Linked DNA regions of Homo sapiens: regions 2 and 3 are each linked to region 1. Evidence: chromatin contacts called from ENCODE Hi-C or POLR2A ChIA-PET data. All regions are on one chromosome and are shown on one strand. The core of a region is the stretch at or near the end of the contact, and the rest is flanking DNA. Distances in the headings are between cores, read along the strand shown. Region 1 holds the start of CDKN2AIP (CDKN2A interacting protein). Region 2 holds the start of ACSL1 (acyl-CoA synthetase long chain family member 1). Region 3 holds the start of LINC02427 (long intergenic non-protein coding RNA 2427).

Region 1 (2,890 bases), core at 166-2,665:
ACCTCGTACAAAACGGGTGATGAGACAAATACACATTAAAATAAAGGCACAAAGTGAAAACATTTCAAGACTAATCGTTTCTTTAAAAAGTGTGGAGTCATTAATTTCTTAAAACAGTGTTGAATAACATCATGAATGTCTAATATTAAAAAAATAACAGCATCAGACAACAGTGGACACTTCAAAATCTAAAGCAGTCAAAGCAAACTATCAAATTCAAAGCCTAAAGACACAGATATATACTTTAGGTTTAACATTCCAACTTTATTACTTATTAATAACATAAAAATTCTGGCTTGTTAAAAAAATTAGTAACAATAATTCCTAATTATATCAAACTTATGCTCTAAACTCCTATGTATGTTCACATCTATGATCTGCTAACCATTGCTACTCGATATCCCTCTTTTCTTCACCTTGGCAACCAGTTCATCTCTTGTTGTATAGGTTGGAGCATCTGTCACTTTGATGCCTTCAGCCATACTAAGTATTTTATCCATAACTTTTTGAGGGTATCTGAAAAAGAAGGAAAAGTCATTTTTAAAAAGTGTTTTTTCTAAGGTCCTACTTGTGCAAAAAACAGGCCACAGGGACTGCATTTCCTGGCTGCAATCAAGAAAGTGAACCAACCGCCAAGAACTGTTTCCTGGAACCCCATAAACAAGTGCCCCAGGGTCTGGGAGGCAGGGCACCTCCTCACTAATCTTAAATCTCGCACCCGTCCCCAAGAGCGTTGTTCCCTAACACAAGCAACCCTACCAGCAGCTGCGCCCACACCACCGGGCACACAGACGTCCGGGAATCATGTCGGCTCCTCGCAGGGACGCCCTTCTCCCCCTTAGAGGGCAGCCGGGCCGGCGGATTCCCGCGCTTCACAACTTCCCCTCCCCGCCGAGGCCGGTCCCGCGGAGGGCGCCGGGCCCCGGTCTGCAGGTGGCACACAAAACGAGGCGTGCTGGTTAGGGACGCTGCCTCACTCACCGGCACCCGAGGAAGACGTGGTTCGCCCAGGCCATGGAAAAGGAGATGAGCTGCTGCAGCTGCCGGTTTCGGGTCCCGCTCTCGGCGTCGGCAGCTTCATCCGTGCTAGCGGAGGCAGCGCCGCCAGCGGGGGCCAGGTCCCCGGCGTTGCGAAGCAAAAAATCCCGGCGGTGGCGCCAGTGTTTGTCAGTCTCGCCGTCGCAGCGCAGCGCCTCCACCCAGGCTGCCACCCGCGGGTTCTGGCTCAGGTACTCCGACACCTCCTGCGCCATGTTGGGCCTGCAGGCCGCGAACACAGCTGCACCGGGAGACAGGCAGGACTAGCGGGGCGAGCGGCCCTGTCACTGCGGCCTGCACCCGCGGCCCTCCAGATAACGCCCCTCCGCAGGCCTAAAGACCAAACAACAGCGCCCAGAGCCGCCGAACCGCCCACTTCCGCCCACCGCCGGCTTCTTCCCTTTTATAACCTCGCCGCCGCCGCGCGCCCTCGCGTTCTTCCGGCGCGAGCCGGCGCTCCCAAGACGCTTTGCGGCGCCGGGGCCGCTGCGACGCTGCGTCCCCGTGAGGCCACGGAGGGCACCCCGGGGGTGAGGTGGGCGGGCGTCGGGCGTCTCCCGCCCCACGAGGGCGGACTGCAAGTCGAGCTGGCCTGGGACGACCGAGTCTCGGCGGAACCCCGGGCGTTCTGTCCTCGCTTTGTGACGCCGCGCGCTCCTGCCGTCCTCCTCCCCCGCCGGGTCAGCTGCGGCGCCGGGAGCAGAGGCGAGAGGGGCAGGGCCCGGGCAAGGGAGGCAGCCGGGCGCGGCGGCCAAAGTCCGCTAGGGGGGCGTCCCGGGGGACCTTGAGCCGCCCGCAGCCGCGGGGCCTGTGGTCTCCGCCCTGAGACGCCTGTGTGTGAGCGGGGCCAAAACAAACAAAAGCCGGCCTCCATGTTAGAGTGTTGGGAGCTGCGTCTCGCGCTGCTTTCAGTGTGCCCGAGCGAAGCGTTCCGAGGCCGTCGGGGTCTCCGCGCCTTCAGGAGGGCGGGAGTGCCAGTCCCCTTACATAGCAGCAGTAGACAGTAAGGTCACACGAGGACCTGGCTCCGTGTTGCCGTGAGGCTTGCAGCCTTCGAAGCTGGCCCTGGCCCCGCAGCGGTAGGGCTTGTTCCCGCAGTTTATTAGGTCTCTAGTTAATCCAGGCATTGCCTTCCTGTTCTGGTCAGTAGGAAAACAACACCCCGACAACGCTCTGTCTCTAGAATTTCCTAAAATCAACAGCTTTACCACCAACCGGCAGATGTCCGGAGGTGGAGTGGAAATGTACCTATTTATCTATAGGGCCCCAAACCTCTCTCCCTGTTAGAGCTGTTTTTTCCTTCTATATATTTTTTTCCACTTTACATTTCCCACAGTTACGTACTCTAACTGCTGGCTGGCTTATTGTTACGTTTCCCATTCCAGGTATACATGCACTGTAAGATAAATACGTTAAATGATATAAATTATGAAATTTTTCTTTCAATAAATGTAGACTTTGATGTAAAAATGCATGAATCAGAATAAGCAAGCAAAAAAAGGTCACTTTAGGTAAGATCAGATAAGGTTAACTGTGTAATTTATGTGCATGCTGGAACAAAATACAGCTATTGTATGAAAACAATATTGCCCATTTTCCTGCCATACCAAAAGAAACTACATAAAAACGGAGGCACAAAGAAATTTTGAAGCTTTGTGATTTTGCTTCTAGTTTGCTGTTCTTTCCTCCTTTTCACAGATAATTGCTGAAAATCTAGAGGGGGTGGACGGATTGCAGAAATCTGGCTATTTAAAAGGTGGAGAAATTACGATTTCTCCTTTCATGAATTCTTTGGCAAGGGGACCATGGCAAGTAAAAGAAGCTATGATCGCATACCTAGATTATATATGTG
Region 2 (2,890 bases), core at 129-2,628, 1.4 Mb before region 1:
GGGAACCAGTGAAAACGAACGTGGAGTCCATTTTTTCTAGATCTGGAAGATGGAGATCTAAAAGGACTGAGCTGCTAGAGAGGTTGCTGGTGTGTGCGTTGTCCTCACCCCACTGCACCACTGCGCCCAGCACACTGTGGGAGACACCCAGGGAAAGTCCTTCAGTTATTTGTGGGAGTGAACTGCAGTGTGGCTGAGGCCTGGAGCGAACCACGGTCAGTTTCCCCTGCCTGCAGCCCAGGCATAGCCCTGCGTTGGTTGTGCCCACACTCTGGGGGCAGCCTGAGTGCCAAGTGTGGTACTGCTCTCACTAGCATTTAACCTCTGTGCCCCAGCTTCCTCTTCTGTGAAAGGACAGTAATGACAGTACCTACCTCACTGGGTTATGAAGATTAAATAGAATAATGTGTACGCAGTGTTTGTAGCAATGCCTGGCATCAAGCACTGGGTAAACAGTATCTATTATTATCAAAGGCCTTTACGACAACAATCATTCTTCAAACGGCCCTCCAGCGAACGCTGGGCGCAAACTCCACGGTAACGGGGACCAATGTTGTTAGAGGTTGAGGTTCCTGGTAGGTCCCAGGTGCTAAAAGGAAGAGCAGCCTTTGGGATGTGAGCCCGAAAACCATCGTGTTGGCTTCTGAAGCCCCAAGATGGGCATGGCAGGGACGCGGAAGCCCTCAGAACCGCGGAAGCCCTCAGAACCGCACAGCAGGTGGCCGCCGTGGTGCAGCGCGCAGTCGGCCCTCAGCTCCCCTGCACCGGCGCGAGCTGCGGGCGCTGCCCACGTCAGGCTCTGCAGACACCAGACAGAAAAGGTCTTCCGGCCAGGGAGCGTGGGGGAAACCCTGTGGGGCCGCGCCCGTCAGTGTCAAGGAAAAACGGAGAGGAAGGCCCTTGCCTCCAGGGCCCTCGCAGCAGAATTCTGCCCGGCCTGCCAGGAGGCCAGCGGGGCACGGGCTGAGGGTGCAGGATCCGGAGGGCGCCGCCCGCCCCTCGGGCATCGCGGGGCCCAGGGTCCGCGGGGCCTCTGAGCTGAGGCGGTCCAATGTACCCTTTGTCCTTCCTCAGATTCATTATGAAATCCGAGGCAGTCTGGGCGACTCCAGCGGCGTTCGCCCGCCGCAGCCTCTCGACCGCCGGCCACCCGCCAGCCACGCGCGCCCAGACAGGAGGGCGGCCGGGCGCTCGGCGGGGCGGGGCCTGCCGGGGGCGGGGCCTGCGGGCGGGGCGGGGCCGCGGGAGGGCGGGGCCGGCGCGGCGAGCGCACCAGCAGCATCCTGGCTCAGCCGCGGCGGTGGCGGGGGCGCAACCAGCGGGCCGAGGCGGCGGCGCCAGCGGCGCCTTAAATAGCATCCAGAGCCGGCGCGGGGCAGGGAGTGGGCTGCAGTGACAGCCGGCGGCGGAGCGGCCGGTCCACGGAGGAGGTGAGTGCGCCCGCCGTGCGGAGCCGCGCCTGCTCCCGCGGCGGTGCCCGGGCCCCGGCCGAGGCGCCGGCTGACGTTGCCCTTCAGGGCCGAGCCCGGAGCAGCGGCCGCCGCGGAGGCGCGTGAGCCACCCCAGGCTCGTGGGGCCGCGCCGCCTTTCCGGCCTCCTGCCCGCGGCCCCGCTTCCCTCGGCAGCCGGAGGCCTCCGGGGTGCCCGTGCTGCCGCAGCTTCCTGTGTCTGAGTCGCGGGCGGCGCGGGCGCGGGGCTGGTGCGCGGCCGGGGATGCGCGCGGGACCGACCCTTGTGTGTGCGGCGGCGGGGACCGGCCCGGCGAAGCAGCCGGAGGCCGCGCTTCGGCTGGGAGGAGGTGGCCCAGCTGGGCCGCTGACGTTGCCCTCGTCCGCGGCCCCCGCCTGCCCAGAGGCCGGGCTCGCGGGCGTTCGGACCGCGCGTGGGGCGAGACTGCACTCGCGCCCGCTGAGATGCCGGCCCCACGCAGCGCGGCGGCACGAGGCCCACAGGCAGCTCAGAGGCCGCTGCCAGAGGCAGACATTCTCTCGGTGACTCCAGAGGAGTGCCCGTGGCCCTTGCACTTGGCCGTGGAGTCATTGATCTAAGGAGTGCTGGCATTTTTTGAAATTGAGAAGCAAAGATGATGTCTGTCACCTGGCAGCGTAGACGGAGAGTGGCGGTAGATGACTTGAATGGACACGTGGATTCGAGTCTGGGGACAGGCGTTCCCCCAGTCGGTGCGTTGTGAGAGTGTGGAAACCCCTTCCCCACTCAGTCCAATTTCAAGGTTATGGAGCATAATTAAGAGTGACCATTCTAAAAGCGTTCTCTAGTGCCCTGGCTAAGACTTTTAAGCTTCTTGGTGCAGGAGTGTCTAAAGTCCCGCGACTCTCACTGCCCTGTCTTTTATTTTCTTGACCTTTGATTAGCGTTGAGAGAAACTGGTTAAATCTTGCAGTTTCTGCCACCCATTTCACAACTTAACCTGTGATTGTCCCAAAGAAAACAATTATTGGCTTCTTGCTAGCAAAAAAATCAAAGGCTTCCGGTTGATTGTTTCTTTCTTTTTTTTCTTTTTTCAAGTGGACGTGGAAGGTTAGGCTGGCTAAAACTTAAAGTTTGAGTTGTAGGTCTGTGCTGGGTAGGCTTGAGAAGATGGAGCTTTTTAAGGAACCATTGCTCGCCATCAGATTGGAGCCAGACAGTGCAGTGTGATATAGTGGAAAAGGACCAGGTCTTGGGAGACTTACTTTCTTGTTCTGACTCAACTCGGAAAACACCTCCCTAGTCTGAGGCCCCCCTCCTTATATTTGTGAACAAACTGCATTAGACTAAAATCTTTCACGAGTCCAAATTCTGCGACTAGAAAAATAAACTTGTTAGCCGCACACCTTATACCTCTCCCCTTTAAAACAGACATATTAAAGACTTCTGTTTTCTGAATTTA
Region 3 (2,890 bases), core at 288-2,787, 1.1 Mb before region 1:
ACAGTTATGCATTTTATTTGGTCACCCAGGTCTTCCACACAACCCATTTCATTAGTCATTAGTCAAATTCAATTTTCTTTTTTTTTTTTTTTTTTTTAGACAGAGTCTCACTCTGTCACCCAGGCTGGTGTGCAGTGGCACAGTTTCAGCTCACTGCAACCTCTGCCTCTCAGGCTTAAGCGATTCTTCTGCCTTATTCTCCCGAGTAGCTGGGACTACAGGTGCGTGCCACCACGCCCAGGTAATTTTTGTATTTTTAGTAGAGACGGGGTTTCACCATGTTGGCCAGGATGGTCTTGAACTCTTGACCTTGTGATCCGCCCGGCTCGGCCTCCCAAAGTGCTGGGATTACAGGTATGAGCAATCGTGCACGGCCATAATTTTTTTGGTTTTCTTTTCTTTTCTAGAAAGAAACAGGGAGGAAGGAAGGAAGGAAGAGAGGAAGGATCTGAAGTAAATATGATAAAACTTTGTCGTAGATACCAAGGTGTTTAAAAATTGCTCTATGTGTTTTTCTTTATACTTATTTCAAACCAAAAAATTATTTCATCTTTGTAAACAATGAGGAAAATACACATAAGTTTTATAAAATGCAACACTCTCATCCAAAGAAGACTAATTTTAACATTTTGATGTATATGAGTCCAGACTGTGCCATACGTTCATTTGCCTACAAGTCCTAATATATAATATGCGTTGGTGCTTTTTGTTGTTGTTTTTTTTGGGGGGATAGTTTTTGAAGAAGCCAAAAATTTTTTAAAAAGTTCTATTTATAAGGTAGATGACTCTGAGGTTTGTTCTTTCTCTGAGTCTGCGTCGGCTCGCCTTCCTTGATTCTACGACGTTTTGTCACAGTTCCACAGTCCCGTTTGTAGATCGTGTGGGTTATTCTTCACCCCACTCTGTCCACTTGGGGGCTATCTCAGTCCATTTCAGATCTGAGACTGGACGGAGGCCGACACCCGTTTCCAAGCCAAGTCTTCCTGTGCGGCCGACATTCATCAGATCACCCTCCCTCTGTGAAACGAGGTCTCCTAACGGCACCCCCTGACTTTTTTTCGACACCCTCATACATTTGGCCCTCGGTATCCACAGTGTTCCCCACCGATGGATTCAATCAACCAGGAATCGAAAATATCCTTTAATAAATTGCATCTGTACTGAACACGTACAGACTTTTCCTTACCATTATTCCCTAAACAACACAGTATAACAATTATTTACATTGCATTAGGTATTAGAAATAATCCAGAGAAGATTTAAAGTACACGGAGGATGTGCGTAGGCGATATGCAAATATTACGCCATTTTATATCAGGGACTTGAGCATTCCGGATTTGGTATCAGCACAGGTCCTGGAACCAATTCCCCAAGGATGTGGAAGGAGGACTGTATCATTCAGGAAAAAGTACAATCCTCTGCGGTGCTGCCCCCAGCTCCCCGCCTTCACCACTGCGCCTGCGCCTCCGAGAACGGACTACAACTCCCAGGATGCACCGCGCCCGCCACCGCCCTGGCAGCCCGACTTCCTGCTGGAGGTTTCCTGTGGCTTGGGGCTCCGCCCGGTATGGGGAAAGTTTAAGGCGGAAGAGCCCTCGTTTGTCGGCTGCTTGGGAAGGTATTGGGAACAGCTTATGTTTTTCTTTCACAAAAAAGCAGCAGGCACCACAGAGAGAGACGGCTGTCTAGTTTTTTGTTGGGCACAGATCTTGCTTCTCTGAACCGGGAGAGAGGTGTTTGCCCCTCGCTGCGGGGGCCCAGCACAGGTGGTTCCTGCTGGCTGTTGTCCTTGGTCACATCGTCCTTGGAGTTGTAGGAATCCCTCCCAGACTGTGGGATAGGCTGACAATCTTGGATATTATTGTAGTGGTGAATGTTTTCTCTTTAAGGGATTTCAGTGGGAAATTTAGAGGAACGTAGAGGAGGCTGTTGGGTATTTTACCCTGCGTGCTTCCTTTAGAGATTGTTCTGAGCTGTGTACTTTGTAATCCTTGGGCCCGGGATTCTTATCATGTTCTTTTCACTGGTTTTGGTTAATGTGTTTGTTCTGAAGACAGTAGCCTGGGGGAATGAGACATCTCCTTAAGGCGCCGCTTGACTGACAGACACCCTTAATGTATGTAATTCATGGAAAACTACAGTCCCCACCTCACCCCCCTAAAAAAGCAAAACATCTGAGTTAGGGGGTGTGTCAGATTGAAATGGTTGAAGAGTGAATGGTGGCTGGAAGGTGAGCAGTTAGAAGTGATTGCAAATTCCTTTCCAGTATATTGTCAAGAAGGATAGGATGGTGGCCTGACACCCAGCTCTGCTATTTATTCTGTTATCTCTTACAGGTTAGTCTCCCTCTTTGAGTCTTAGTTTCTTGTCTGTAAAATAAGGGTGATATTACCGGTCCTCCCTGCTTGTCAGTTTTTGTGAAGGCAGTTCAAAATAAAGTATGTCAACATAGTTCCTAAACCCCACAGTCTCCCAAAAGTGAGTGAGTTGGTAATCAGTAGAGTGTCCAGTGTAATACAAGGCCAGGGCCGCTAGAAATGCCGTTCAAAGCAGACCGCATCTACAAAATACCTTCACAGTAACAGCTAGATTAGTGTTTGATTAAATAATTTAATTAAATAATAATAATTAATAATAGCCTAGCCAAGTTGACACATAAAACTAACCCTCATACCCCAGAAAGTCTTTGCTCAAATATTATGTTTTCCTAACATTTAAAATTGCAGTCCTACACACGTGTACATCTTCCCTAATATTCTCTCTTCCCGTTCCCCTAGCCTGCTTTCCTTTAGCATTTATTATCTTTGAGCCATCCCTGTATTTCTTATCTCTATCTTTATTGTCTTTTTGCCTTCTCTGGAATGTTAGCTCCACGTGGGCGGGGCATTTT

Evidence for each region. Hi-C counts contacts between places; a loop is a spot of excess contacts on that map. ChIA-PET counts read pairs that join two places held with the same protein, here RNA polymerase II (POLR2A). Pooled maps may share reads with other maps.
Region 2: a loop to region 1 is called in a map of CD8-positive, alpha-beta T cell, with 7 times the contacts of the local background. The contact joins the promoter of ACSL1 here to the promoter of CDKN2AIP in region 1. A Hi-C loop is called at or near these places in 2 of 168 maps with a recorded cell type or tissue (both CD8-positive, alpha-beta T cell), 2 of 37 single-sample maps with no recorded cell type and 17 of 50 pooled maps. POLR2A ChIA-PET finds 5 or more read pairs at or near these places in 2 of 52 experiments (MCF 10A and OCI-LY7).
Region 3: a map of CD8-positive, alpha-beta T cell shows a loop between it and region 1 (4-fold over the local background). The contact joins the promoter of LINC02427 here to the promoter of CDKN2AIP in region 1. A Hi-C loop is called at or near these places in 4 of 168 maps with a recorded cell type or tissue (CD4-positive, alpha-beta memory T cell, CD8-positive, alpha-beta T cell and naive thymus-derived CD4-positive, alpha-beta T cell), 1 of 37 single-sample maps with no recorded cell type and 17 of 50 pooled maps. POLR2A ChIA-PET finds 5 or more read pairs at or near these places in 2 of 52 experiments (CD4-positive, alpha-beta memory T cell and PC-9).

The regions. Positions count from the first base shown.
Region 1 is chr4:183,443,161-183,446,050 of GRCh38, reverse strand. It overlaps CDKN2AIP (CDKN2A interacting protein), which reads right to left and starts at 1,415. Exons shown (of 3, transcript NM_017632.4): 1 at 982-1,415; 2 at 386-516. The coding sequence starts at 1,253. RefSeq lists an enhancer at 961-1,110 and a silencer at 1,391-1,940.
Region 2 is chr4:184,824,456-184,827,345 of GRCh38, reverse strand. ACSL1 (acyl-CoA synthetase long chain family member 1) reads left to right here and starts at 1,378. Exons shown (of 21, transcript NM_001995.5): 1 at 1,378-1,430. It overlaps LOC105377587 (a long non-coding RNA gene), which reads right to left and starts at 1,175. Exons shown (of 3, transcript XR_939564.4): 1 at 375-1,175. RefSeq lists enhancers at 200-479, 650-699, 306-809, 2,060-2,129 and a silencer at 930-1,889.
Region 3 is chr4:184,536,230-184,539,119 of GRCh38, reverse strand. It overlaps LINC02427 (long intergenic non-protein coding RNA 2427), which reads left to right and starts at 1,537. Exons shown (of 3, transcript NR_147158.1): 1 at 1,537-1,618. RefSeq lists enhancers at 1,197-1,526, 1,597-1,806.